Regions from separate parts of the Homo sapiens genome. Here all the other regions are linked to region 3. The links are chromatin loops, found by intact Hi-C in ENCODE. Cell type or tissue: mammary epithelial cell. All regions are shown on one strand. Each heading gives the region's core, and the rest is flanking DNA. Links, peaks and the distances in the headings are about the cores only. Region 1 overlaps ITGB6 (integrin subunit beta 6). Region 2 overlaps RBMS1 (RNA binding motif single stranded interacting protein 1). Region 3 has its middle 240 kb from the start of TANK-AS1.

Region 1 (10,400 bases), core at 3,523-8,522, 810 kb after region 3:
TCTGTTTTTTCCCCATCTTTGTGGTTTTATCTACTTTTGGTCTTTGATGATGCTGATGTACAGAAGGGTTTTTGGTGTGGATGTCCTTTCTGTTTGTTAGTTTTCCTTCTAACAGACAGGACCCTCAGCTGCAGGTCTGTTGGAGTTTGCTAGAGGTCCACTCCAGACCCTGTTTGCCTGGGTATCAGCAGCGGTGGCTGCAGAACAGTGGTGGCTGTAGAACAGTGGATCTTGGTGAACCGCAAATGCTGCTGCCTGATATTCCTCTGGAAGTTTTGCCTCAGAGGAGTACCCGGCTGTGTGAGGTGTCAGTCTGCCCCTACTAGGGGGTGCCTCCCAGTTAGGCTGTTCGGGGGTCAGGGACCCACTTGAGGAGGCAGTCTGCCCATTCTCAGATCTCCAGCTGTGTGCTGGGAGAACCACTACTCTCTTCAAAGCTGTCAGACAGGGACATTTAAGTCTGCAGAGGTTACTGCTGTCTTTTTGTTTGTCTGTGCCCTGCCCCCAGAGGTGGAGCCTACAGAGGCAGGCAGGCCTCCTTGAGCTGTGGTGGGCTCCACCCAGTTTGAGCTTCCCAGCTGCTTTGTTTACCTAATCAAGCCTGGGCAATGGCAGGTGCCCCTCCCCCAGCCTCGCTGCCGCCTAGCAGTGTACAAGGCGGCTGTGCTAGCAATCAGCGAGACTCCGTGGGCGTAGGACCCTCTGAGCCAAGTGCAGGATATAATCTGGTGTGCCATTTTTTAAGCCCATTGGAAAAGAGCAGTATTAGGGTGGGAGTGACCCGATTTTCCAGGTGCCGTCTGTCACCCCTTTCTTTGACTAGGAAAGGGAACTCCCTGACCCCTTGTGCTTCCCGAGTGAGGCAATGCCTCGCCCTGCTTTGGCTCGCGCACGGTGCGCGCACCCACTGACCTGCACCCACTGTCTGGCACTCCCTAGTGAGATGAACCCGGTACCTCAGATGGAAATGCAGAAATCACCCATCTTCTGCGTTGCTCACGCTGGGTGCTGTAGACTGGAGCTGTTCCTATTCGGCCATCTTGGCTCCACCCCCCTGCTTTGTATTTTTCACACCCTCCCTGGACCTTCCCAGGCCCACATCCTCACCCCTGTTTTCACATTTCTTCCTTCTCTGAGTATGGTTCCACGGACTGCCTGGCATCTTATTTTCATTGTATTATTCTAGAGCAGCACTGTAGACATTCACAAAGGAAGGGAAAAAAGAGAGATCCATTTTCTATGAACAACAGAAGAAATTATGCAGCGAATTATGCAAATCTGTCGTTGCACATTTGAGAATACTATTTCAATACCCAAACACCATGAAACAGGCTACATCTAGAGCCGTAACAGTCATGAAAAGGAGTGGTGAAGTAATTAAAGCAACATGGGAGTTGTGACTCAAAGATCATATTCTGCCATTCCATTAACACTTAAATAACCCTGACCAGGTCAAGTAAGCCTCTCTAGGCTTCAGTGCAGCTATTTGAAAGAAAATTTTTAAAAACATGGTTAATATTACTGAAAGGAGTATGATAAGCCACTCACATATTTCCTACCACAGAATAAAATGTTTCATTAAATATGTTCAAGGCGAGCAGAGTGAGCCTGGGCTGTTCCCACAGAGAGGGGGAAAGAAGCAAGAAAACAGTCCAAGAAGAAAACGCATAGTCCCCAAGACTTCATGAACCCTAGCTAATTGGAGGGGCAAGTGAACAGGAGATGTGGTAAAGGCCAAATAAAATGGCCAACGTATGAATTATATATGCAATACCATTTGCAATCAAATATATGAAATAACACACATCTCACCAAATCTCTTAATCAGAATCTCCTTTTTAAAAATACTTATTAAACAACTCACTAAGTGTACAAGCTCCTCTGCACACAACCAACTTCTCAAATCAGAATACCCAAGGTGGGTCCCCAGAATCTACATTTTCAAAACTCCCAGGTGACTTAGATGACCATAATCATTTGGCAATGACTAGACTAGGATGATTTGTAATTAGATTTCTTAATATTCCCATGTAATAGATGTTTCTAATGGGTTCAAAAACAGTTTGTACACTTAAATCTATCATCCGAAATTTTATTTACAATGCTAAATGTCTTGCTGGTTCCTGTTTTCATAGATAATACAAAGCATACTTCTCACAGACACTGTTGGGTTTTTCATCTCAAACAAAATGTAAAGACAGCAAACAGCAACTTAATATTTCTATCTATGGCTATGGCATTTTTGACCAAAAACAGACTATTATTTAATTTTTGTTAGATTCAGAAAACACATTAGATTCTGCTTTATTAATGTTTTTATTTTTAAGCTAATGGGAGAGGTTATAAGTCTAGTAGGAGTATGTCCAAGATTATCAGGGGCAGCCCCAGTTTTAATGTTCTGATCCATTGTAGCATAACACACTAATTTTGGACCTATGTCCTAAAAGTTTAGATTAGGAGAAAAACGTCTTCTACTTACAGGTTTCTGAAAAACAGTGTTTGTAACCATCATTGAAAAGTCTCCAACTTAAAAGATAGGAGAACAGTTAAGCAAATTTGTTTGGTTTTCTTAATTAGCAGAATGCCACATAATTTTGGCATACATCCTGGACTACTAAAATTTCTGGTAGATAGTACTGGCATCTCAGATTGGCCATTTTACTTTACTTTTAATTTCTGTCATGACATTCATTTTCTGCCTCTTGAATGAGCTCAATAAGGAAAAATTCCCACTTGGAAAAGATTTAAGGTAAACTGGATTTTTTTTTTTTTTCAAATTAAGAAAGGAGCTCTACTGAATGATAGACAAACTGTCACTGTGGATTTATTTACCTTTATCCTGCTGGTCCCTGAGCTACATAATGCTTCAGTCTCAGTTTCCTGATATTAATTTATGTTACTGTTACCACAATACATGGCCAGCAATCTTGACTATGTCGTTGTGAGAAAGGCCCCTTTAAAAGTATCAGTATCAGTTTGAACTGTGCAGAAATGTAATCTAGACATCCTTCATGCTCTCAGCAAAGAACCTATAGCCCCCTCATTACCATAATCAGGGCCATTCTATTCCCAAGGCAGCTGTGGGTACCTGCCTTGAAGTACGTTCAGCCTGTTGCAATCCTGCCCGTATCCGTTTGATAGGCACATTTGATGGTCAGTCCTGATTGACCACAACTGGAACTGTTCTTCTGGAACGTGAGTGAAAACGAAAACCTCACTTCATGAGAAAAAAAAAAACCTATGCCTCTCCTATTCTCATTCTGCAATATTGAAAACTCTAATTTACATATTAAAACTCAATACTACTTTGTTTTAAAAACAATCTCTTTTGGAATCTTGTTTAACCTAATGAATGACTCCTTTATCTGCAGATTTCTCAAAGGATGGTTCTGTTTCCTGCTCTCTGCAAGGAGAAAATGAATGTCTTATTACATTCCTAATAACTACAGATAATGAGGGGAAAACCATCATTCACAGCATCAATGAAAAAGGTGGGTGTTTTGCCTTCCATTGCCGATGGCAAATGATACTACACAGGAGAAGAGAAAGCAACCAGAAAATCGCTCTGGGTAGCATGCCAGGAAAGACATTTCCAAAATTTTGATGAAGTTTCTTAAAGTTTCCCAAGGATTGAAAGATGCCAGTTAGAAGGTTCAGTATGTTCCAGTGTCTCTTATTAAGACCAGATAAGGGTCGGGCACGGTGGCTCACACCTGTAATCCCAGCACTTTGGGAGGCCGAGGAGGGTGGGTCACTTGAGGTCAGGAGTTGGAGACCACCCTGGCCAACATGGTGAAACCCTGTCTCTACTAAAAATACAAAAATTAGCCGGGTATGGTGGCCTGCACCTATAATCCCAGCTACTTGGGAGGCTGAGGCAGGAGAATTGCTTGAGCCTGGGAGGTGTAGGTTGCGTTGATCCGAGATCGCGCCACTGCACAGAGTGAGACTCTGCCAAAAAAAAAAAAAAACAGCTAAGATGACTTGTAGTTGCAGCAGTCATCATCTTCCTGAAATCTGAAGATGATTGTGAACTTGGCCTTGAAGCTCAGGTATGCCGAGTGCCCCTGGAGTCTTGCTCTGGAAAAATCTCATGTAAATCAACTCCTTTGAAATGCATACATAAAATGAGTCTTGTGGCCGTTCATTAGGGAAACATAAGGAGAATCCTGCTGTATAAGGAGAAATTACTTTATAATACCAAAAAAGCCTGCCTGCTCATTATCTGTCTTACAAAATAAAATTCTCCAACTACACTCCCAACCCTCTGTGACTGTGGCAGTGACTTTAGCAAGTTATCTTGAAATCAAAGCCATCCCTTACAGTATTGATTCTATTGAAAAAAACGAGTTTCAAAAACAAAAACGAATTTCCAGAATAAGTCCTGCTTTTAATTCAGAGACTTTTGTATCTAGTTGGTGATTTTTTTTTTTTCAGTGAAACATGCCTTGGCTAAATGCCTCCTCATTACTGAGCTGTTGTCTGTTCTTTTATTCTTCCACACAATAAGAGTGGCACCACAACATGCCATTCTGCAGAGCACGCACAGATGCCCTGATGCTTTTTATTATGGCGTGTTATTATCCCCATGCTTTTGTAGTAGGGAAAAGTGAGGGGAAACATAACCTCCCGGAGGCTTAACAAGAGTCACCTGACAGCCTCCAGGCTCCCTCTTCCTCAACAAATGTCCGCATGGTTGGGTAGGCCTGGCACTTCCAGGGGCCAGCAGAGCAGAACCTGTCCCCAGAGGTCCATGGTCCCTCCTGTCTCCCGTCTCACAGCTTTCAGACTAGAAAATCCCAGGGTGGCCTGGTGGAGGCTTGGGTAGAAGAGGCAAACTGAGAAGTGAGAAAGGGGCTGATCCCCAGGGTCCTCTAAGCAAATTGAAAAAAAGAACTGAGTGAAGGGTCGCCACCAGGGTGCTTGTGGACACAGGTGGCTTCTTTCATCTTCTTTCTTTCCCCCACAGTCCGGAGGGACTTCCAGAGCATAAGAGCCACAACAGAGTCAAGGAATGATAGGCGGGAAGGCTTCCTGGCTGGAAAGTACCAGCTAGGGTAGATGCTATACCCACAGGTTCCAACTTGGAGGCTCCAGGCCCTTGAGGTGATGAGGATAGAAAAGGGGAAAGAGTGCTGTATTTGCTGTAACAATAGTAATATTAATTATTATAATAGCAGCTCTCATTTTTTGAGCCCTAATACCATTTGCCAGATGTTGTTTTATATATTTTACATGTATTAATTCGCTTAATATTCTTAACAACCATATAAAACAGGTACCACTATTATTTTCATTTTAAAGGTAAGGAAATTGAGGCATAGAGACATTAAATAATTTTCTAGGTCTGGCAGTAATTACGTGCCAGAGCTAGTTGGAGGAGCTCTGGCAGCCTGGCCTGGAGCCCCTGCTCTGAACCACTGTGCTCTACTGCCTCCTACTGGCTGTACAATCATCATAACTATCTGAATCACAAAAAGATGTTAGATCAGCATCATCCGACAGAACTGTTAGGCAAACCCTATATGTAATTTAAAATTTTCTAGTAATTACATTAAAAAGTAAAAGAAACAGGTAAAATGAATTTTATTTACGATGTTATCCAAAATATTGTCATTTCAACGTGTAATCAGTATAAAAGCTGAGATATTTTACATTTTTTTCATGCCAAGTGTTCAAAATCAGTGTGTATTTCACCCTTACAGCATAAGCTACTTGGGAAAAGTCACATTTCAAGCACTCAATATGCACATTGAGCTACCAGATTGTGCAACGCATGTAGCACAGTTAGATACTCAGGACCTTAGAAGTAGGTGCTGCACCAACCTGGACTCGATGGGCCACATTGCCCACAGTGATAGAGGTGACCCTCTTCTTCCACGTAGAAATCCATTTTCAGTCTGAGCATCTCAAGAAACATCCAAGTATGAAAAGTGATGATCTCTATTGTGTAAGACCTGCTCTGGCACTTGGGCCAACATCTTTAATTGAGAAATGTACAATTCCTGAGGACTTTCAGTTCTTAAAATAATTATCTCTGCCAGACCGCACCCATTTCTTCTTTAGTCCCTCCTGGAGAACCCTCCTAATTCATGTCTAGGTGCAGGATTGTAGCAAGCTTCATCTTGCTTTGAACAGGAACATACTATGCCCCACCCCAGGCATTTCTTAGCCAAAGATGTAGCCAGTATATATTCTCATGACACAGGCCTGCCGCTTTATTTGCAGGAATGTGCTCACCTATTAGAGGCAGCTATGGTTCATTTGCTATGCGAGAATATAGTCTTTAGATCTTCATACAGTAATAGCTATGTCATTAGCTCCTTTACTTATTTCTGCATAATCTCTTTACATGGTTTCTTGGCCAAAGAACAAAAGTGTGTGAGGCCAGGCATCATGCTGTTAGTGGGTAATTAGCCCCACTCAGATTCACATCAACTCCAGATCCTTACCTTAAAGACAGCATGACTAGTCATATGTGTATAACTCTCCTTATTAAATATCTAAAAGCAGTAAGACTTAGGATAAACTAAACATCATTCATTTCCTCCCCAGATCCCATGGATTTTGCCTCATTTCTTGCAGAGAGATGCAGATATCTAATGATAATTTTATGTGGGATTTTTTTTCCATGAAAGTAAGAGGAGAACATAATTATAATGTTTCATTAAGAAATGTATCATCTCCTAGGCATATTGCAAGGACTATTAGTCATTCTGCTGTGAATTAGGAAACGTACTGTATAATTGCAAAATTACATTAATATCTTCAATACAGTCAAAATAACATTTCATAGAATATTCAAGTTGAAAGTACCCTACAGAACATCTAATTTCCCAGACTTGCTTGAGGATAAGAATAATTTAGAATATTTAATAACACAGAATCGGTGGCTTATCCAAGACCCACTGAATCAGAATATTGGGGAAGGGGTCCAGGAAGCTGTGTTAGTAAGCAAGAACAGTTCAGCTTATTGGTATCATCAGAAAAGGTAAGGGAACACTGAACTTTGTTTTACAGAGGAAGGGCCTGGGGCTCAGAGAGGTCAAGGGACTGGATCACATTCACACAGCTACTGTACATCAGATGGGAATTGAATCTACCTCTCCTGAATCTAGTCTAGGAACTTCCCCAAAACCAGACTACTGCATTAGGGTTCAACAAAACAGAACTGAAACCCATCATTGTCTTCTGTCTATAAAGAAAGAAGGAAATAGTAATTTTTTCCAAGGGATAGGTTTTTATATAACTTTTAATATAGTCTTCTAGACTCCCCATGATTCAAGAAGGTCCATGAAAAACTGATGACATGCAGCACACACACACACACACACACACACACACACACACACACACTCCATTTCTGCTTTATCGTGAACTCAGAAGAGACCATGTTTAGTGATTAAACTAGTCTTTTTCTTAATCCTTTAAATATTCCATGTGCATTAATTATCACTCTTTTGGATTCTCTTTTAGAGTCAACCATCAAGTCTATATCCATTTACTTCAAATATCTAAATTCTTCCTTTATCTTTTGTTCTACTTTGAGGAATGCAGGGCTATTCTTCAACAAGTAACTCATTTTTAAAATTTAAGCAAGGCGAAAATGGTGTCAATATTTATCCTCTGCTGCAGAAAATGTAGATGAAAATCCAACAAGAAATGCCTTTCCGATGTCAAAATGTTGATTTTACCACCTTCTTATAATTTTCTTTATTTCTGCAGATTGTCCGAAGCCTCCAAACATTCCCATGATCATGTTAGGGGTTTCCCTGGCTATTCTTCTCATCGGGGTTGTCCTACTGTGCATCTGGAAGCTACTGGTGTCATTTCATGATCGTAAAGAAGTTGCCAAATTTGAAGCAGAACGATCAAAAGCCAAGTGGCAAACGGTATGTGGAAACTTAGGGCTACTCCTTGTCTAGGGGAGAAAGAGGCTGGTGGAAGAGATTGAGGGGCTCAGCTTTCTTCTGCTCTGGGAGTTCAAATGTCACATTTTTTCTCTCCCACTCTCGCCATGACTCCAACAGCTTTGATTTCTGTTCTGCTTCAGGGGCAAAGGTCCAGATGACCCTCATAGCTTATATTTGTCTTAGTGCGGTGGGGATTTCCACCACGATGAAGGGTCTCATGAGGCTCCTGAGACAGCTGCTTAGGGACATTGGGGAAGTATATTTTTACCCAGCGCTTCCTCACCACTAGGAGTATCCCTCAGGCCCCATTTGATAAAGCACGGGTGCTATATCTAAACATTTCCATAAATTGGTTATGTTATAATGAATGGAATAGTGTTCATAAATAGTACGATAATTCATGCCAATTTCTTTGGAAATACTTGTTTCTGATATAATAGGTTACAAAGCAAAATTGAGATGATTTTTAAAATGCCATGCAGTTATTTTTTCTGAATAACATAAATTTTAAACAGAGACCTGAAAAAAACCCCAAAAGTATTAACCTTTAAATACATAAACTCAACAGAAATAATTTAACTGCCTTCTCTTCACAAGAGGCAATCAGAAGGCAGGACTATAGTTTTCTGTGTTTCTTTTCCACAGGAGAGATAATTACATTTCTAGAGACCCATAGAAACAATTCCATAGTTTTAATTTCATCTCTCTATCTCTAATGGTGTGTCCAGGTATCTAACAGCAATTATCTTACATTGCTGATTCTAACAACAATGATATCACTGGAGAAAATACAGGTAGACGCAATGCTCCTTTGGATTTGTCCGCCCAAATAATTTGATGTTAACAATTTTTATAGCAATGCCTTCAACTCCTAAAGCAAATGGAATTTTCCATTTTTGATAAATTTATCTTGATAAGGGATGTTTCTGTTGTATGCGGTTATTCTAAATTAATGATAATACATGGTACAGGACAATGAACACTGAAAATTTTTATCTACTTTATCTTCCCATTAAAAATGCATTTAGATACAACAGCCAAATGCAATGTATGGATTTTGTTTGGATCGTGATTTGAACAGTCCACCTGTAAAAATACATTTTTAAAACAACTGGAAAAAGGCTGGGCATGGTGGCTCACACCGTAATCTTAGAACTTTGGGAGGCCAAGACAGGAGGATTGGATCACTTGAGCTCAGGAGTTCGAGTTGGGCAACATGGCAAAACCCATCCCTACAAAAAGAAATACAAAAATTAGCCAGGCATGGTGGTTCACACCTGTAGTCCCAGCTACTTGGGAGGCTAAGGCAGGAGGATCACTTGAGCCAGGAGGTCAAGGCTGCAGTGAGCCATGATCATGCCATTGCATTCCAGCCTAGGTGACAGAGTGAGCCCCAGTCTCCAAAATAAATAATAAATAAATACATAAAAAGACTGAAAAAAGATTAATACATGCTGGGTATTAGAATGATAGCAAATAAGTATGGTTAATTTGATTAGGTATGATAATGGCATGGTGACATTGCTAGAAAATATCCATATTTTTTAGAGATGCATACTGAAGGAGTGAAAGGAAATGAAAGCTGGGGTTCACTTTGAAATAATTCAGCCAAGAGAGTGGGATGGAGGGATAGTTGAAGCAGGTGTGGCAGAACTGTGATAACTGTGGAATCTGAGCGATGGGTCTTTGGAGGTTGGTTATATAGCTTTCCTCTTTTTGCGAATGTGTGTATTTTCCATAATTAAGCAAAATTCCTCAGGAGAAGATATAATTTACTCATCCCTAACAATGTAAAAGGTAAACAGGTTAGCTTGGTGACTTAGAACACAGTACTAATGAGCCCAAAGTTGTAGGACAGTTCACTTCACCTGACCCCTGGCCACAGATGTTATTTTTGACTTTCATCAACTCTCCAACAAATGCCTTGCCATGGTTAGAAGGGCAACCAGGTAAAAGAATATGGTTAAGTTGCCACAAAGGACAATAGCAGCAAGCCCCATGATATAATCCTGGTATTTCCATTTTGAAGAGCTAAACTAAGGCTCAGAGAAGTTAAGGGACTTCCCTAACTTTTGGTGCATGGTTAAGCTGAAGCCTAATTGTTCATTGTTCTTCTAAGCACAGCCTTTGGTTGACCCTCCTGGAAATAATAAGCAGGTGTTCCACAAACACGCACTTGGGCAATTATGTGATGTGTATCTACTAACCAGCACATTTCAATGTTCTCATACAGAGGCATAAATACTGACAAGTGATTAATATCTTTAAAATAACATTTTAATTAACAGTTAATTTCCCCAAAAACATGAATTGTTCTCCCTCAGGATGTAGAACATGACTGAAATTCAAATGCTGAATTTTTGCTGTTTCTTCATCTAACATGCGACCCGAACATGCATTAAACAGAAAAAAAAGCATAAATGGAAAATATTATTCCCTTATTAAATTGAGTTTCTTTGAATAACAAATGTTTGATGTTCCTGACTA
Region 2 (10,400 bases), core at 1,736-6,735, 570 kb after region 3:
CCTTAGCAGAAGTTAATTGGGGAGCCGGCACTGGAAATAATTATCATAACCATAAGAATTTTTTTAAAAATCACCCTTTCCTTCTCTGTGATTGAAGATAGTATTTACATCCTTTCCTTGTTCCTTTATATGAGCCTTGGATTTCTGTAGCAGCAGCTTGGGGATATTTAACCATTATACGAAGGTGAAAGTACTGTCATCAGGAATAAAAGCCTCTAAAATCTTTATTTGGCAGTTGTGCTTGGTTTTATGTAGAATTTCCTTATTGAGTTACTGTTGAATCTCAGAAATGTATAACTTTTCCCTTCATCTTTAGTTCATAATAAATGCATGTGAAAAAAAATTCTGTGTAATGTGTAAACATCTAAATAATGCTAGCAGCCAAAAATTGTCTAATGCTTGTTGTCTCCCGATAACTATGCCAAGTATTTTATTATTTAACCCTTAGAAGAGTTTTATGAGCAAAATTATCATCTCTAATTTTCTGTCTTAGTCTGTTATCTGCTGCTATAATAGAATACCACAAATTAGGTAATTTATAAAGGAAAGAAGTTAATTTGGCTATGGTTCTGGAGGCTGGAAAGTCCAAGAGCATGATGTTGGCATCAGGTGAGGGCCTTCTTGCTGCTTCATAACATGGAGGAAGAACAAAATGAAGTTGAAAGATATTTCTTTTTCTTATTGCTTAGGATAATACAGCTGATAATGGTGGAGCCAGAACTTAAGAATGGACAGTCTGACTCCAGAGCTCATCCTCTGAACCACTGTGCTTTCTGCCTCTCCAAGTGTACCCTGAATGCTACTTTATTAACTTCCTCTTTACCTCATCAGCACCCTTGCTTCCTCATCAGCACCACAAACTACAATAGACTAATTTCTCCAGGACCCTAAGAGATATTGGGCCATGATAGATTTAACAAGATTTTATTAGAAAAAGCACCTTTTCTTATGTCCACTTGAATAGCCAATAAAATAAAAAACTCAAAATAAAGGCAGGAGGATAGAGGAGGAACCTGTCTTTCCTGACATCTAGCAAAATAATCCCTTTTAGCATAGCTGGTCATATGAAACTCAGCTCCTGGTTAGCTGTCTAATGTGCAGCTCCCCAAGATTACACAGCATAGAGAAGGTATCCAACTTGTCATTTGCTAGGCGCCTGAGAGGGTTTGTGCATATATGAAAAGAAACAATTTTTTAGGGGTCACTGTCTTACAAGTCCTAATACTGCTTTAGAAAATAATGGGCATATAAGAACATTATAGTTTTGCTGTAAGTATAAATCTGATTAAAACATAAGATCAAGACACTTCGGGGAGAAGTGAATGGTGAATCCCATTTTTTTTGTAATTTAACAAATATTTATTAGACATTATGCCAGTGATTTTTCTAGATACTGCACTGAGACATTTTCCACCTTTAAGGAGGTGTAGAAAATGAACTTCACACATAATGTAGATCAGAATGTGAGAGATAGAAAGTTACTACTGAGATTACAAAGTAGGGAGTGATTGCATGTGATGGGGGGCATCAGGCAAAGTTTGGCATTTGAATGAATCTTCAGGATGAGCTAGGCAGCCCCACCCCAGCACTGAAGACAGGACTAGCTTGCCTACCTGCCCTGTCTGGTATTCACTGATGCCATGATGGGGGGAATCTTTAACACCAGAAGAGGACTTGTACTTCACTGAGAAGGTGGGTGATACATGCTGCCCCAAGGTTTGTCCTTGATAGAATGTGGGCCAGAGGGAGGGTAGAGGAAGAATGTGGTTCAAAGATGAGTATAAGATTTGGAGTCTTAAGAAACTGGGAATTTGATATCATTAACAAATATAGGGATCAGGAGAAAGAGTTTGTTTTTATTCTTACCTGGAAATTCTCATCTACTCTCAGGGGAAACTGCAAATTGAGTGCCTGTTTGCTTTATGAGTTAGTGTACTTTTGGTGTGGCTATTAAACAGAAAGAAGTAATGCATGAATTCCAGGCTGTTGAATCTTCAGTGCAGAAGAGAGACTAGTAATTAAACATTCTGTCAGCTGAAACAGGTGTTCTGTTTGTTTATTACTCACTGATTATTTATAGTGGATTCGAAACTCTCAGTCGAGATAGCCTGTATGGTCAGCAGTGATCTCCAATACTTAATTATTTTCTTAGATGTTTATACTTTGTTTTAGGTGTATAAATTATTTGAAAAGTTGTTTTTTATTTAATAAAGTGTTTGCAACTCCCTTGATTAGAATTGTTTGACTTCAAACTGGAGACTTTTGAGACGAAATTTCGTGAGAGAGCCGTGGAACTGAGTGGGAGGAAAGGAAGATGAGTTTCCATAAATGGTGTATCTAGAATTAGCGAGAAAGTAGACTCACAGCACAAACAATCCTGACCAAGTTTATGGTGCTGCCAGGGCACATGGACTTTCTCTCCTCTTGCCTGTCTATGCGCTTACTAACTTGGCCATGCCAGACTTAACGCTTGTCTAAATTGCTTAAGGGGCCAGGACCACTTGTCTCCCTCATTTTTTCTTTGTGCCATAGCATCTTCTTGCCTCTGTTAAGTGTCACATGTTAATAAAGGAATCTGCATGGGAGATCAGCATGTGTTTGAGTATCAGCATTTGCATGTACAGCTTTAGATTTCCAGATTTACAAAGGACACTTTCCTGCAGCATAAGGACTAGTTCTTTAAAGATGAAACAAAGAGACATTCATTTGTGGTCCTCGAAACAAATTGGGCCTGCTAGCCCATTTGGACAGGAGCACTGATGCTTTCCAAGTGGGCTTCCAAAGTGTTTCATCTTCACCTTCAAAGCCAGGCCATAAATTGTGGAATTGTTTTCACTGTCCCTTAATATGAGGCATAGCTTTTGCTCCAATGCTTAACCTATTTCAATGCCCCTGTGTAGCTGGCTAGATAATATTTTGTTTCTTAGATTTTCCTCCACCACCCCTATTCATTACCCTTAGTTTAAGTTTGACAGCATGCAATTACCTTTTAAAAGCCATACTTATTTAATTTTGGCTCTGATTTTTGAGGCACAAGAATTTGAGCATTTATTTAATTAAAAAGTTTATTGAACTTTTTTCATCTCTAGTCTGAATTACAGAACTTTACATCTCTTCTAGTCAAGTGGCTGTTAACGAGGAACACGCACCAGAATCAAAATTTACATGTCAGGTCCTTCTATAGATTCAGGAGTCAGAAGACAGAGAGATACTTAATGGAGAAACAGCATAACAGGCACTTATACTAAAGAGCACAGGCTCAGAGCTTTCCACCTGGCCCCGCCTCTTGTTTGAGCAAATTTCTCAACCTCTCTGTGCCCCAGTTTCCTTACCTATAAAGTCGGGATAATCATAATATCTGCAACGTAGGGTTCTTGTAGGGACTAAGTGGGTTAATGTCAAGTGCTCTGAACACTTTTGGCATGTATTAATGTTACTGCTACTGGGAAGCTTTTTTAAAGCTTCTAATGGTCAATCCCAGTTGAGAGCTTGATTTCGTCTTTTTATGTTATAACTGAAAAAGCTGAGGCTCAGGGAAGGTTAAATGACCTTTTTGGAGTCACAAAACTAGGAAGGGGCAGGCTTGGGAAAAGAGTCCATATCTCCTGAAATATCCACTCTTCTTGATTTGCCACTTTACTTTTCACAAGTGAATGTTACACTTAACTCTGCTCTTTATCATGAGGATGAAATATCTGTACTTCAGTTTCTTGCCAAAGAACTTAACTTTGTCCTCTCCACTGGGCAGGTCTTGACACAAGCTCTTCGAAGAAATAAGATTTATGAAGAATTGTATGAAGGATTTGGAGTTTCTTTGTTCATCACAGAGCTTCCCAACTTGGCAGACAGAGGAAAGGATAATATTTGTATTATGTTATATTGGCATTGAATTAGATTATGTTGGATTGCCACCTATGGATGAGGCTGGTCATTGCTGGAGGTGACAGGCCCCACCCAGTCTCCAAGGGTTGACAGAATCAGCATCTCCTGACATGTTTAAGAGAACTAGTCCAGCAAGTGTAGTTTTAAAAAAATGTTCAACAAAACTATATACAAAAATATTTATAAGTGGTATTTTTAATTATATGCTTTATAAGTACAAATTTACATTTATAAACTTATCAGGGAGAACAGTGAGACAGTTTTGATAAACTCAAAAATGTGGATAACAGTTGCAGAACAGTATCAGTAACATACCTAATTTATTTCTGTATTTTGTTTTGGTTGTATGACATTTGGAAAATCCTTATGCAGCTGCAAAAGGTTTTAATTTTTAACAAGCTCATTTTGTCTTGATATCCCCTTGAATTAATCTTAATAGAAACTGGAAATAATTTTTTTGCCTCAACATTGAATTCATAATAATACAGCTATTCACGTGCCTCATAATAGATATAAAAGTCAGACCAGAAGCACCCAAAACTTAGCATCAGTACCAGTCAATGATGTCACTTTATCATGATGCAACGCGGTAGGCACTTTAGTATTATACAGCTGTCTATTAGATCATGGTGAGGGTGTGTGCCAACTAGTTGTACCTGCTCTTGGCCTGGCATTTGTTTGAGCATGATGGATGTGTAGGTCATTTGTACAGTTTTATATGAACGGACATGTGCAGACTTGAATTTCCAAAAGAATACCAACGCAGAGTTACAACTTTCCTAATCGGTGACTCACTTATACAAAGAGATAGCAGGAGATACATTTGTCTAGTGTCAGCACTTGAAGCAACTTAATGTAGATGTGGTCATCAGTAAGTTAACATTTGTTGTGCTATATATTTGCCTGCATTTCCTATTATTTGTTTTTGTACTTAAAGGCTAAGAAGTCTTTAAATACAAAATATTCATATGGAAAATTGATGGAACCCCTAAAGTACTTCTTCAGAGCCTAATTTGGTAGCCACTGTTCCAAGGAATGTGCCATTTATCCCTGGATGCAGCAATATTATCAGAAAGCCTTGTGCATTAACCACATAGCTATTTGCCCTTGTAGAATTCCAGTACTTGGGCCCCAGGTGATCCCTTGACCGTGCATTGCACATAGAGTATGGCTTTTAGGAGGAACCACAGGAAGACGCTCCTTCCGGCATTAGAGCTGGGAAAAACAGAACTTCTCTTAAGCCCAGGACCTGGTTTTACTCTAATGAATACTCAATTTCGTAATGTTGTATTTCCCTATGTTCACTACTAAGAAGTTATGAGTCAGCTTTGCATCCAACATTAGCAGCTCTGCAGGATCTCACTTTCAGGTTCATGTGTCTGTGGAAAAACTACTCCTGGGTTGATTTTTTCTTCACTTACCTTGAACTTTATATCTATTTTTGTCTTGTGGTGTTGCATATATTTTTGCCAGCAGCCTCAAACTTTTTGGGGAAAGAGGTAGAAGCAAATGTTTCTCATGCTCTCTGTTTGACTACCCTTAAAATCACAGAAGGAACATTGCTTAGTCACCTTCTTTTTTCAGTTTGTATAGCAATCGTTATTTTTATTATCAAAGTGGCTCACTTGGGAATGCTGATATTTTGGATATCTAATGCATTTCCATTGGAAAGGAGAATCTGGTCCCTTCTCTTAATGGCCCTGCAAAGAAATTAGTGGATGCACAACAGTTTCCTGGACTGTCAGTAAACATTAAAGTCAGCAAATACTCAAAATCATGATTTCTAGCAACTTTTAGCTTGATTGACATCTTTGTTGAAAGTTTTTTAAAATGTGATTTTTCTTATACCCATTCTTGGTAGGAATTTACTTTGGCATTGAATTAATTGCCCCGCCTTTAATTATTTGAAGACAGGAAACATTCAGCAACTTGCCTGGATATGTGTTTCATATGCAGAGGTTTGTATTACCTGTATTTTGCCTGCTTAATAAATCACAATTTAAAAGTATTGGTTCTGACTTTTAAACCTCCTGTGAGGTATGCATCTGCTTCATTCTCTCTTTTTTTTTTATTATTTATTATACTTTAAGTTCTAGGGTACATGTACACAATGTGCAGGTTTGTTACATATGTATATATGTGCCATGTTTGTGTGCTGCACCCATTAACTTGTCATTTACATTAGGTATATCTCCTAATGCTATTCCCTCCCCCCTCCCCCTACCCCACGACAGGCCCCGGTGTGTGGTGTTCCCCTTCCTGTGTCCAAGTGTTCTCATTGTTCAGTTCCCACCTATGAGTGAGAACATGCGGTGTTTGGTTTTTTGTCCTTGAGATAGTTTGCTGAGCATGATGGTTTCCAGCTTCATCCATGTCCCTACAAAGGACATGAACTTATCCTTTTTTATGGCGAATAGGAACACTTTTACACTGTTGGTGGGACTGTAAACTAGTTCAACCATTGTGGAAGACAGTGTGGCGATTCCTCAAGGATCTAGAAATAGAAATACCATTTGACCCAGCCATCCCATTACTGGGTATATACCCAAAGGATTCTAAATCATGCTGCTATAAAGACACATGCACACGTTTGTTTATTGCAGCACTATTCACAATAGCAAAGACTTGGAACCAACCCAAATGTCCAACAATGATAGACTGGATTAAGAAAATGTGGCACATATACACCATGGAATACTATGCAGCCGTCTGCTTCATTCTCTACCTGAGTTCCTGATAAACCTCTTGATAAATTCCCAGCCTTGAGCATGAAGGAACATTCTTCTGGAAGCAGTTCATCATGCCATTGTTGTTCATTCCTTTCTTTTCCTCCTCTCCCCTGCTTTCCTTTCAATGTCTGCCTAACAGTACCAGCGTTTCCTTGGCTTGTGTAGACAGTAATGATATATCTGTTGTGAGTCTTTCTGGATTGCTTTTATTTCTTTACAGGGCTGTTCATTTGTACCTCATTGTTATTACACAGATGTAATGGTTTTTCTGACCTCTGATACTGCTAGACCAAGATGTACTCCATGGGTCCCACCACTGACAAATGTCCAGGGCAGAAGAATTTTAATACCACATTGAGGAGAAATGAGGAGATGCTTCCTAAATGATCTTGGATGGGAGCAGATTAGGCAGTCTTCCATTCTCCACTTGTAATGCTGTTAGTGTTTAAAACTTCCATCAGCAGGGTCCTCGGAGTGCTGCTGCCACACTGACACGGTTGCCAGGCTGTCTTACGATGGCTACAAGACCTTATATTTTCTGCCTCCTCTCCCCATAACTTCTCTGACTTTATCTCCCCTTACTGTCCTCCATCACTTCACTTCAGCCATAGTGGACTCCTTGGTGTTTCTTAAGTGCACCAGGCCTTCCACGTGCCTTACACCAGGTTTTCCTCCTCTGCCTGCACTGCTCCTCCCCTGGATCCTTCTGACTTGTTCCTTCATATCCTTCAGGACCTTGCTCATGTCACCTTCTCCATCAGCTTACTTCAGCCACCCTTTAAAAAATTGTAATCTGCCTCCACTTCACCTGGGCATTCTCAATCTCAACCCCCCTCCACCCCCCCACCCCGCTTTGCTTGTGCTATTGTCATAATACCATCCCCTAACATATTGTATAATTTGCTTATTTTTGCTTATTATAAGCAAAATCAGTAAATATTTTTGAATGAAAGAATAAAATGCTGCTTTATATGGCACAAAGGAAGGCTGGGTATGAGCCCAAATCCCTAATTGCGGAGGCATTTTTATCTTGATAGCCAAACTCATGACCTATTCCTGGGGTACATATTTCTCTCCCTCCCTCCCTTCCTTTCTCTCTCTCTCTCTCTCTCTCTCTCTCTTTCTGTCTCTGAGATGAGCAACTAAAATGTAGTGAATGTGGATTACTCAGTGCTGGGAAAGGCTGTGTTGAAAATGAAGGCTCTAGGATTTGCCACAAGAACAAACTTTATCCTCCCACATGATACATATTCTTCTCTATCATCCTGGATTTTTTTCATCTATTTATTGTTATGTGTATTTCTGTAACACATCAAGTCATTTTTGTAATGAAGCAGGCTACGAATAAATACATCTATTAAGCAGTGGTAAATAATCAGATACTTTTAGCCTCTGGCTCTTCATTGGTGACATCAGCAAATTAAACCAGAGATCAGAAATAAACAAGCAAGTGGCCATGTACCACCTCATTTCCTCTCTCCTGGCAGAATTGCTAATAAATAGATGAGAATACTCTTTCCTACTGTGCCTGGCTGAGCCTCGGAATCTTTCCCTATACAATACAACCACTAGTAACTCATCAGAGTGGGCATGCAAGAGGAAAGCTATTTGAAACTCTTGGCAGATTCCTTTCTGCTCTGTGATCCAAAAAAGGAGAAATAAAGGATTTCTCTTCATCTTTCTAAGGTCCTGGAACCTTGCTTGTTTCAGATTTTTTGGTATTAAATATCCCTCTATAAAACATTAATAAACTCAAGTAATCATTAACTGGGCTGTCTTCCAGTATAGTCAAGAAATAAGTTATACTAATTCATCAAGTTTTCAGATTATAGAGTTTTACCTTATATGTCTTATATGAATCGTCAATTTTCAAAGCAATAGGATGCATTGAGATACATTTTCTTATCATCATTCACATTACATTTATCACTTGCATTCCAGACTCATCATTAGGACCAATTACCATTGAATTATGCTTGTGCTGAAGAGCTGCTTATGATAGATTTCTTGTCAATCAGGTGCTTCATCTCTAGGTCATATGCTGTATTTGATCAGTGCAGGTTGATAGTCATTAGACAAGCTCTTCAGGCTCAGCCATCAATGAGAAGCACTTGAAACAGTCAGCCTCTGTGAAAGCCATTTCATTCCTGCCTCATTTTTGCCTTTGTCCTGTGTTCTTTGCTGTTGATTTTTTACCTTTGCCTTCTAGGGTATGTCTCTTTGTAAGCTACCCTAAGTCCTTTCTAAAACAAGACAGGCTGTAATATGTATACATGCTACATACATAAATACACATACACACATACCTGCACATAAGCATTTATGTTTGAATGTGTAGATGGGTAAATGTCATTTTTATTCTTGTAAGTAAATGAAAAACATCAACCAGAAACTTTTCATTCCTCTGGTGAAGAGGATATTTTGAATGAGACACCTTTAAAATACCTTGTTGGGGAGCATTTGGGATATCAAATGCATATACTCTTTTGGGAAAATAAATCCAGTATTGGCTTGGGGTGGATTTATATAATGGTTTACTTTCTCACTATGTTTTAGGTGCAATACATAGCATCCTTTAATTGGATCACAATTAGGAAAACTTTTTCCGGTAATAAAATTAGAGATAATCACTGTGCAGGCCATTGTTCTGTTCTAGAATGGTCAAAGCTCGGAAATACCACTCCTGCCTATTTTCCATGCATTAGACGGTGCTTAATTTGTTGCTGTTTATTTTAGCCTCATTTCTCAATCATGGACTCTGAATTAAGATTGAAATAATGAATATGAAAGCACTAAGTAATAAAGCACTCTATTCAAACAGAAGATTAAGGATATCAGGGCTTCTACTGGTGTGTTATTGGGCTAGATTTGAGACATTGCCCTTGAAGTGCAGCAAAATTCCTTAGTCTAAAAATGTTATGAATCATAATATATATGAAGGTACTTTTGTATGGTGTTAGAGATCAGTAAAAATGTAATTCTCAAAATGACAACTTCCACAGATAGAAATTGGTAGACAGACCTTCAGGTGATTTCACCCATAGTATTCAGGGCTGGTTTATACTGGTACTTGTTGACCTTCGATGAGAAAACTGATTAGTTCTACTACTGTCTTGTGTTCACCACCATTTGCTTAGAATAATTTTCCAGTTCTGTAGTCTTACTTGATCTTTGGCATCACTGGAATTCATTATTGTGGCTGTCTCTTACATCACTGGATATCACACTGATGCTGTAAGAGGTGATAAAAGTAAGGTTTAAGATGGTGTTTAAATAAACATAGTATGGTGTTATAACCATTACCTTAAAATTTGTTTGAGAATCTTGTGTTTTGGCAAGGTTGTATTTGCTTTGGTGGTAAAGTTGTTTGAAATGTCTTGTGAGCAGTTATGTTGAATTTTTCACTGAAACTTTAAACCATTTGAATTCGTACATCTACAGAGGCAATAGAATACAGCTTTAGCATTCTAAGCAATTAATTGCCGGCCCTTAGTGAAAAAAAAGAAAAAAGCCATGGTCCCACCTCTGCATTAATACTCAAAGTGGATTTTTTTCCCCTTTAGTTCAAAGTCATTCATTTTTCTGATATTCATTTCTTACATGATTTAAGTTAAAGCTGAAAGACTCTGACAGTGGTTTTATACCTATTTTTTTCACTGGTGATAAGAAAATATCTTTTTTTCTTAGTACTGCTAGAAAAGGAAACAATGAAGTTTCTTTCATAATCATTCTTTTCAAAGTTTGCTTTTTGAGCAGAACTTCCTTGTAATATTATATTTAGTTTCAATT
Region 3 (10,400 bases), core at 3,658-8,657:
ACCCTATTCATACACAATCTTTAGTGTATGAAGCCCAGGAATCTGCATTTTAAAAGCTTCCTTTGTGAAGCTCTTCCTTACATTTGTGTTCTCAAACTTTAATGTAAATCTGGGATGGGGCACGTGGTCCTGCATTTTTAAGGTGCTCCCCAGTGATGTTGCTGGTTAGTGCATCACACTTTAGTAGCAAGACCTTAAACAAGACCTCAAACTGTGGTCCCTGGACCAGCAGCATGAGCATCTCCTGGAAACTTGTTATAAATGCAGATTCTTAGGCTCTACTGCACACCTACTGTTATGGTTTTTCTGTGTCCCCACCCAAATCTCATATTGAATTGTAGCTCCCATAATTCCCGTGTGCCACGGGAGGGACCTGGTGGGAGGTAATTGAATCATGGGGATGGTTTTTCCCATGTTGTTCTCATGATAGTGAATAAGTCTCATGAGATCTGACAGTTTTATAAAGGGGAGTTCCCCTGAACATGTCCTCTTGCCTGCTGCCATGTAATACCTGGTTTCAGTATGTCTTTATTAGCAGCATGAGAATGGACTAATACACCTAGTGAATCAGAAACTCTAGGGGTAGGTTTAGCAATCTATGCTTTAACAAACCCTCTAGCTGATTCTGACGCTCACCAAAATATAAGAAGCACTGCCCTAAGGAACATCCCATTGATGGAGAGCAGAGGTTCCCAGGCACAATTTATTATCAGAATCACCTGGAGTGAGAGTGCGCCTTCTATAGGTTTCTAGACATCCTCAGGAGATGCTAATTCTATAGGTCTGGGCTGGGCCCTGGTGATTCTGAAATCAGCCAGGCTAGACAACCACTGGTTTAGAGTGATTAGCAGGGCAGTAATGCAGAGGCAAGGCTGATGCAGTCTGATGGAGGATGCCGGGGAGGAAGAAGAGGAGGGATCAAAAATAAATTTACAGTTACTTAAGTGATTACTATGTAACAAGCCCTGAGCTGAGTTGTAATTGTTGTTGTTTTTAGAGACAGGGTTTCACTATGTTGCTTAGGCTGGCCTTGAACTCCTGGACTCAAGAGATCCTCCTGCCTCAGCCTCCCAAGTAGCTGGGACTATAGGTGGGTGCCACTGCGCCCAGCTCTGGACTGGAGGTTTTATACAATGACATTTAATTCTCCTCCTATAGATGTGTTTTTCTTATCAAGCTGCCCTACATGGCAAGTATTATTACCTTCATTTGATACATCAAACACTAAAGATAAAATATGGCAAATAATTTTTCTAAAGTTATACAGCTAGTAATGGAACCAAAAATTAAAACCGGATTTCTGTTACTTTGAATCTCCTTGCACTTTACTCTGTAATCAAAAAAGAACTTCATAAGGTGGTTGAAAGGAAGTCTGGAGATCATGATGAGGGGCTGGCTGAGGGAGGCCACCACGGTCAGTGAAGCATTGAATTAATGGTATACACACCAGTTTCCCCACCTAGACAGTGGTTTTCTGGAAAGAGAGATATATGTTGTCATTTCTTTATTCACTCAACAAACATCTATTGAAAATCTGTAATGCACTAAATGCTCTTCTCAGTACTGCAGATACAGTAGTGAGAAAAATGTCCAGGTAGGTTATGAGGTTATGATCTTATTTATCTTTGTTTCTCAGTACTTACTGAAGCAGATGTCGCTCCATAGATGCTATATGATTACTGCCTTATGCATTATCTATGGATGGATAATCTAGAATTAATTGTAGAATTAGCCACAGCTAAACTACTGTGCCATTGTATTAACCAGTATCTAATTACATAAAGCTCTAATTTTTCTTCCTACTCTGTTTTATGGGGGGTGCATATTGATGATAATTACTAGCATAACCAGAAGACCAAGAAATGGAATTTCTTATTTAGCAGCCATCAGTAAAATTTTCTAGGAAGAAATTTATAAGTTCAACTGAATTGTTGTAAATGAGTCTTGGAAATCAACTAAAATGTCATTGATTTTTCTTACTGGTTCTAGCTGTGGGACTAATAGAGAGATTGCTGACCATCTTTCATGTGTTTCTTTCAAATACACTTTCCTGAAATGTTCTTTTCAGCAAGACTTTAATTGCCTCTAGATTGAAATTAGACACAGTAGTCAAGAACTTTTAAAATAAAGATACAATGAGAGGAGTCCTGAAAAAAATAAACATTTAATATATTGAATTTTAAAAATAACCTGTGAAAGATTTGCCTTACTAATGTTATGAATGGAGTGCATAAAGAATACTGCTGGAGACAGTATTCTTCTCATTTGGAAAAGATACGGTTATACCATTGATATTCCAAGTTTTTGAGTCTCACTCCATACCTTCTATGTCTTTCCCTTAGGAAGGTCTTGGAAGAGAAACAGTAGTGCTATTGTTTAGGCTTGAGATGATTAAGAGGCAAACTAGTAGCCATCTGAGGATCCTTGCAGCATTTGCTCATACTTGATGGTTACTAACCATTCTCCATATTAAGTTGGTTATTTACAAAAACTTCACCTTGCAAAGTGTACCTCCAGGTGGGAGATGTAGGAGAAGGAATGACATCTGTGGTCATTTGATATATATTATTTCCATTTTATAGGGAAGAAATCACCATAATAAGTAATGTTTTCAAGGTCACATAGCTAATAAGCATCGGCATAGGATTGCCTGACTGTAACATGAAGTCATTCCACAATATCTGAAGGAAGAATTCTTCAGAAAGGGAATATGTTATATTTGAAGGAGAGACCTAAGAGGTTATGGTGGTTTCCAATACTTGAAACTAAAACAGATTCTAATATATCTGGAGTAATCCTTATGCTCCAATATTTCATTCCCCTCTCCCACTGAAAATGAGGGAAATGACACAGATCAGACACTGGCATTGTTTTCTTTGATATTTGGGACTATAGAACGCAGAGTTTGCATTCCTGACTTTCCTTCTGTGACCCCTCTGTGCTGTTCATATACTTCCTGTAAACATGTTCCTCCCACAAAACTGTAGCTTCCTAGAGCAGGATGGAGCTTTCTTTATCCCTGCATCTCTAGCTGTTGGGAGAAGGAATCAATAGTTTGTTTTACAGTAGTACTTTGATCTTTATTTTATTTCTTTCTTTTGTCTTGTTCTGTCACTCAGGGTGGAGTACAGTGGCACAATCAAAGCTCACTGCAGCCTTGAACTACTGGGCTCAAGGGATCCTCCCACCTCAGCATCCCTAGTAGCTGAGACTACAGGCACATGTAACCACACCTGGCTATACTTTGATTATTAACAAGTTCAATCTTCTGGAAGCACATTGGCAATATATCCAACAAAACTGAATGACTACCTGGTATGTGCCACTGGAGGAAGCATGCTAGGCATAGGAGACAAAATGTCAATGAGAAACAGTACTGTCCTGGGGCTTTCTTGCTGTGGAGCTCCAGGGGCAGCAATTACACACCATAGTCCGCATGCCTGGAGCTGTGCCAAGCAACCTGTGTGGCCATCAGTGTGGGCCCTGATGTACCCCTTACCTCAAATAGACACAAATTATATGATTTTATGCACCAAAAATAAATAAATGTGCTGTGTCTATGCATGCGACTTGAAGGATGAGCATGTGTTTAACATTACCCCATCCCATCTTCAGATTCAGGGCCATCTGATTTTACAAACTGCGGTGGAAAATTTAATGAAGCATAGGGGTAGCACAGAAGGATGTGTTCTTTCAAAGAATCACATTCAACCTCCTCAACCAGAACACTGTCCTTTCAGAATCGATAGCTTTGTAGTAATACTCTGAATTTGTAGCTGTAATTATGAACAGTTTTCTTTCCTTCTCCATGCTGTTCTAGAATGGAGAACAGGGACAGACCCCACACCCTCAGTGATGGGAGCCAAATGACAGAGACCTGTGTGCCTACTCTTTCCTCCCTTTTCTCCTTTTTGTTTGCTTCATCCCTGAATAATCTTTCACCATTTGTCTAAACAACATTGTAGGAGGTTTCTAGTGGATCCATATACTGCACTTTCAAAACAACATTTTATCTCCCTGACTCACAGGCAGAGAGGGAAAAAAACACACCAAAACAAACCCCTACACATTCAAAATAATCTGCAAGGAAAGCGTGCATTGAAAATCATATTGCCATATAATTATCCTGTTTATAATCTCTCATACGTCTTTTCTCAAAGAAAAATGCAGATTTGGAAACAAAGCAGGAAGAAGATGCCAGAAAACCCTGGCAAGGCTCTGACCACTGCCTGCTTAGGAATGGCCGCAGAGGGAGAGAAATGTGTTTGCAATTAGGACGACCCAGAGCAGGTCCGATTACATCTGCACGCAGCCACGCTGAAGAGATTTCCAGAGTGAACTTATCGTGTGGGCCTAAGTGGATAAAAGGCAACTTAGGCTGGAGCCATTACAAGAAAATAAATGGGGCCTCCCGCCTTCCACTCTCGAGCTGCCCTTGTTGGGCTCACTCTTACCTCTTGAATTAAGAGGTACAAAATCACCATGATTTGGGGCCCTCTTACATTATAGTTTACAAGATTTTCATGCATTTTTCAGCAATGGACCAAAAAAAGGGGAAATAAAACAAGTGTTGTGAAGTGGTTTCCATGCTGCATGCTGACTCTGATTTTCGGAATGACCTGTGGATGTTAAAGAGATTGCAGCAAGACCCTGAAGCAGCCCAGTGGTTATCCCACCTCTCTCCTTCCGGGGACAGTACTCACATTTTGCTTCCAGGCTCTTAACACACCCACCATTGACTCTCTCCAATAATCCCTGGCAAGACAATTAGCTTAACCCACTTTTAAAGACAAAGCAAGGAGTTCTTGGTAAAGAATTACAGAAATTAAGGTTTCTCTCCCTTGCCACAATGTTCTAACACAAAAATGCTTCCATCAAACTAGCTGCCACTCCCTTGATTAAAGAACAAAAGCAAAACAAAACTTTGAGCTCCTTGTGGTGTCCTGATTTTCCTATTGGGTTTTGGCTTCATTATGCAAGTGCTTTTTGTCCCACACAGATCAGTTCTATGTTCTTCCTAGACAGAAGAGGTGATCTGACTGCCATTCAGAAATTTACCCACTCCACCCATGTCCCTGGTCGTTCTTCTGCTCATAGACTTTTCAAATGACTCTATATTATTGCTTGTTAAGCCTTTTAAATCAATTCCAACAAGTTATAATAATACTACATTGTATGACGTCTTTACTTAGAAGACCTTCTAAAGGCCTTTTAAGAGGTATTAACAATTTCCTCCACACGCACACATACCACCCATCCTGCTGCCATCACCACTGCCCACACAAAAATGAAGAAATCAAGATAGCAATTTTTAAAGAGTCAACATATACTCTGCCTCTCATTGCCTCTCATAATACTCTATCTCTCATTGCCAATTTATCAGAACTGATTCTTTACTGAACAGAGCCTATATTATGGCTATCTATATTGTGTTTCTACAAACAGACATTAAAAAAAATCAGAAGATTACTTTTTTGTAAATGATGTTTGTCATAGAGTACCCATGTATTAATACAGAACCCAAACTGGGATATTTTAGAGTAAGGAAGCACTATTTACAATTATTCTGGGGCAGCAGTCATCAACTGGCACTGACTTTATTCTTAAGTGACTTGTCTGAGTTTATGGATCTATAATCAACAGGGATCTCTGGGTTGCAAAACTCCATTTTTGCACAGCCCTGCCTTCCTCCTCCATTCCCTGACAGGGGTTATCCAGTGCTGTTGCCCACACCTGCAAGATGCCCATGATGGGGAGGGGCCCTGAGGATGGAGCCTCTGTAATTATTTGGAATACTCTCATGTTTTCCATGTTTGTCTGAAGGAGGTGTCCTGGACAGTATGGAAAAACCATTGTGAGGGTACTGTTTGGGAGCCTTGCTATGTCAACACCACAAAAAAAACAAAAAGACATTTACAACCAGGTGGGCAGCAAAATCTCTTTGTAAGCCATCTTTGGCCCTTTCTGGAGCCTCTTCCAGAAGTCTACCTTGGATGGGATGCCTATGCTTAGATGTGGACTAATCCGGGCTGGCTGGCTTCCCAATTAGTTATGTGAGGTCCTTAATTTCTGATGAGCTACTCTTAGGAAGTCAGGCCTGCAGGGGGCACTGCCTGCTCTGCCGGCCAGCGGGCTCAGAGGCCCTGGCCCTGCTACTCCCTGGACAACTGGTTCCCATCCTCCTTTTTGTTTGACTTGTCAACACGAATCCTTTCCCTGTAGAGCAAAACATGATAATTTCTCTCTCAAAATGGTTTTTAAACATAATTTTCTTTGAGATTAGTTTCATTCTCATACAAATTCAGTATTCCATTAATGTTAATTTTGCAGAAATTCAGATTAAAATTTTTTTGGAAGTTATAATATAAATACTGCAGGGTTTAAAATTGGCTTCCCTGGACATAGGATCATTTGAGGTCAATCTTTTCTCCCTCCCTGGATCAAAAGTAACCTTTTATTTCAAGACCGTGTGCCCACCATTTAGTCCCATTTCATGTTTTCTCAAATGAAATGGTCTTCGAGACCTTATGTCTTGATTTTGATAGACACATTTTGCTGATAGAGTAAGAATTTTCAGTTGTCTAGCTGAGGGACAGGGGATTAGAGTGCCCCTCTATCTTTCTTCAGTACTATTACAGCAGTGCCAGTAATAAATGAAGAATGCTGCCTCTCTCTAACTGCCTCTTGCTGACAATTTTCAGGAACTGATTAAATATTTGCATGATGTGGCTATAGTCCTGAATAATGCCTGAGAGGTCAGTGAGGAGCAACCCTACCCTCTCCCTTTCTATCTATGGCTGCTGAAGAGACATTCAGCATTAAGCTCAGTAGCACTGTAATACAAAGATACAATATCTTTCCTCTAATGACTCATTACTATCTATTTTAAAATGTAAGTACATTTATATAAAATGATAATGTCATGGTGTATCTAAGCTTTTCACATTATTGCTTTCTTTTCTCTTGCCATGTAGCCATGCATTATTTCTAATGGAAATTCAAAAATCAAAATGTTATCAATTCAGTTGTCAGGGGAAGGTCCGGATATTTGATTCAGTTCTTGCAGCAGTGGTAAAGAAGGCAGAACAAGGAGGTCTTCTGGAATGCCAGAGAAAGTGTGATGAAATGTGGTGGGTCCAACTCTCTTTGATGTCATGCATCATTGCTTCTTATAGCGGCACATCATTTAGCTAACATTGCTGGGGAATGAGGTGTCCCACATAGACACGTTTTCCAGAGCTGACACTTTTTCATGCCAATACTTTTATATTTTAAGTGAAGTGTCTGGATTAAAATCTAAAATATACAACAGTTTTTTGCCTTCTTAAGCAGAGCAAAGAAAGTACAAGGAATATTTTCTATTTGATCCAGGGTTATCTAATAGTGCACCAATCCTAAAGCAGGAGGGAGGATCTGTGTTTTAAGTTTGTGTTATTTATGGTAATTTATATCCTACTTATTCCTGAAATTACCTTGAAATGAAATACAATAAAATTGTACACAGTGGGCCAGGTTAAGCTCTCTGACAAGTGTGTAGGGTGCAGATATGTTTTATATTGAAACCAGATGTATATACTTTCAATATCAGACAGCAAAGGGACATCTTGTTTGAAATCCAAAGAAGTTGGTTTATATATTCTCCCTCAGTTGGAGTTGTATCTTGCATCAACATGGAGGTGGGTGAAGAGGGACATTTGCTGATGCAGCTTTGAAGTGACCTATGGCTCATTCTATTTGGAACACCAGTGTCAGCCAATCCTAAAACCCTCCCCAATCACAATAGGGTCATATTCTCAGTGTTCCCTGTCCTTGTCCCTGGTCTGCCTCCCAACCCTCTGCCTCCCTCTTTCATCTTCCTGTCTCCAAAGACTGATATACTATTACCTCTTCTTTGATTCTCATTCTCTTTCTCCCACCTCCTCCTAAACCTTCTTTATCCTGTTTCACTTTAGGTAAACACCTCTACTTTCCCCATCCTTTCTTCCACCCAGAAGCTGTCTAACTAAATTTATTCTTGCTTCTAATAAGATGGCTAGAGACAAGTTATTTGAAGAGATTTGACTTAGTTTAGTGGATTAGTGGATTAGTTTAGTGGATTATGCAAACAATCCATAGGATAAAATAAAGTATTGGTGTTAATAGGTTTTAAGGTTTATTTCATAGTCTCTCTTGGAAAGAAAAAAATTAATTGCTGATTGCTATAATTATCTGAAAGAAAATGTGAGCATCACGGGAATGCATAATGATAAAAGCACATGACGACGAGCACCTGTTATCAGAAACATGTAAACCCTGAAAACAACAACAACAAATTGGAAGATGGATATTCATCCATGGCTAGGTGAAGCAAAAAGGGAACTGTGTTGCTCAACAATCTCTGGATCTTATAATCTATGTTGGTTTCATTTCTTTCATGTGGACCACTCTCCTGTTTGTCTTATAATGACTCTAAAATTAAGTTTTCTAGTTAGGTTATGACTACTTAATGCTTATTACTAAGAACTACTTGCTTGAATTGGTCCATACACAATGCCACATATACTTACAGACAAAGTATTTAGCATGACTTAAATTTTGTGTCAAGAAAATTTTCAAGCTGTGTATATAACTTCAGGAAATTCCACCAGGATCATGAAGACTTTCAGAGATATGCATCATCTTGCTCCTGGGGCTTCCCTTCTTGTGAAGATGGAAACAGGAAAGCAGCATCCAGCTCAGTGCTTGGGTTCTGAATCATCACAACCATTTTATGGAAATAACCAAGTATTATTCTTCAGGAAAAGATTGGAGATTCCTGATATAAGAGATATTTATATACTTGATACCTTACTCAATCTTCAGAGTGACTAGTTGAAAAGTAAGGCTACTGTAGCCTTGTAGTATAGTTTGAAGTCAGGTAGCGGGATGCCTCCAGCTTTCTTCTTTTTGCTTAGGATTGTCTTGGCTATACGGGCTCTTTTTTGGTTCCATATGAAATTTAAAGTAGTTTTTTTTTTTTTCTAATTCTGTGAAGAAAGTCAATGGTAGCTTGATGGGAATAGCATTGAATCCATAAATTACTTTGGGCAGTATGGCCATTTTCACGATATTGATTCTTCTTATCCATGAGCATGGAATGTTTTCCCATTTGTTTCCTCTCTTATTTCCTTGAGCAGTGGTTTGTAGTTCTCCTTGAAGACGTCCTTCACATCCTTTGTAAGTTGTAATCCTAAGTATCTTATTCTCCTTGTAGCAACTGTGAATGGGAGTTCATTAATGATTTGGCTCTTTACTTGTCTATTGTTGCTATCTAGGAACACTTATGATTTTTGCACATTGATTTTGTGCAAACCTTCAACAAACCTGACAAAAACAAGCAATGGGGAAAGGACTCCCTATTTAATAAATGGTGCTGGGAAAAACTGGCTAGCCATATGAAGAAAATTGAAACTGGACCCCTTCCTTACGCCTTATGCAAAAATTAACTCAAGATGGATTAAAGATGTAAATGTAAAACCCCAAACCATAAAAACCCTAGAAGAAAACCTAGGCAATACCATTTACAACATAGGCACGGGCAAAGACTTTATGACTAAAACACCAAAAGCAATTTCCACAAATGCCAAAATTGACAAATGGGATCCAATTAAACTAAAGAGCTTCAGCATAGCAAAAGAAACTAGCATCAGAGTGAACAGGCAACCTACAGAATGGAAGAAAATTTTTGCAATCTACACATCTGACAAAAGCCTAATATCCAGAATCTACAAGGAACTTAAACAAATTTACAAGAAAAAAAAACCCCATCAAAAAGTGGGCAAAGTATATGAGCAGACATTTCTCAAAAGAAGACATATATGCGGCCAACAAACATATGAAAAAAAGCTCATCATCACTGATCATTAGAGAAATGCAAATCAAAACCACAATGAGATACCATCTCGTGACAGTCAGAATAGCAATTATTAAAAAGTCAGGAAACAACAGATGCTGACAAGGCTGTGGAGATATAGGAACGCTTTTATATTCTTGGTGGGAGTGTCAATTAATTCAACCATTGGGGAAGACAGTGTGGCGATTCCTCAAGGATCTAGAACCAGAAATACCATTTGACCCAGCAATCCCATTGCTGGGTATATACCCAAAGGATTATAAATCATTCTACTATAAAGATACATGCACACATATGTTTATTGCAGCACTATTTATGAAAGCAAAGACTTGGAATGAACCCAAATGCCCATTAGTGATAGACTGGATAAAGAAAATGTGGCACATAAACACCATGGAATACTATGCAGCCATAAAAAAGAATGAGACCATGTCCTTTGCAGGGACATGGATGAAGCTGGAAGCCATCATTCTCAGCAAACTAATACGGGAACAGAAAACCAAACACCACAAGTTCTCACTCATAAGTG

Evidence for each region. A loop is a pair of places that touch in the nucleus more often than their neighbours do. Peaks named below come from ENCODE experiments on the same cell type or tissue, not always from the same donor. Only the 100,000 strongest peaks of a DNase experiment are listed, where the experiment ranks them.
Region 1: it touches region 3 in a loop (4-fold over the local background); 4 of 110 quality-filtered maps call a loop at or near these places.
Region 2: a loop joins it to region 3, with 5 times the contacts of the local background. A loop is called at or near these places in 9 of 110 quality-filtered maps.

What each region holds. Positions count from the first base shown.
Region 1 is chr2:160,105,171-160,115,570 of GRCh38, reverse strand. It overlaps ITGB6 (integrin subunit beta 6), which reads left to right. Exons shown (of 15, transcript NM_000888.5): 13 at 3,372-3,491; 14 at 7,726-7,892. Among named protein-coding and RNA genes, the nearest start is that of PLA2R1, 48 kb to the right of the region's middle. RefSeq lists an enhancer at 2,906-2,975. In mammary epithelial cell, for the core only: a CTCF peak has its summit at 5,435 (motif pointing left); no DNase peak of the experiment used is centred there; H3K4me3 peaks cover 178 bases; H3K27ac peaks cover 507 bases.
Region 2 is chr2:160,346,886-160,357,285 of GRCh38, reverse strand. All of the region lies in intron 2 of RBMS1 (RNA binding motif single stranded interacting protein 1), which reads left to right. Among named protein-coding and RNA genes, the nearest start is that of MIR4785, 56 kb to the left of the region's middle. In mammary epithelial cell, for the core only: a CTCF peak has its summit at 3,930; DNase peaks (open chromatin) are centred at 4,575 and 5,175; H3K27ac peaks cover 1,981 bases.
Region 3 is chr2:160,914,802-160,925,201 of GRCh38, reverse strand. No RefSeq gene overlaps it. Among named protein-coding and RNA genes, the nearest start is that of TANK-AS1, 240 kb to the left of the region's middle. In mammary epithelial cell, for the core only: a CTCF peak has its summit at 6,095 (motif pointing right); a DNase peak (open chromatin) is centred at 6,101.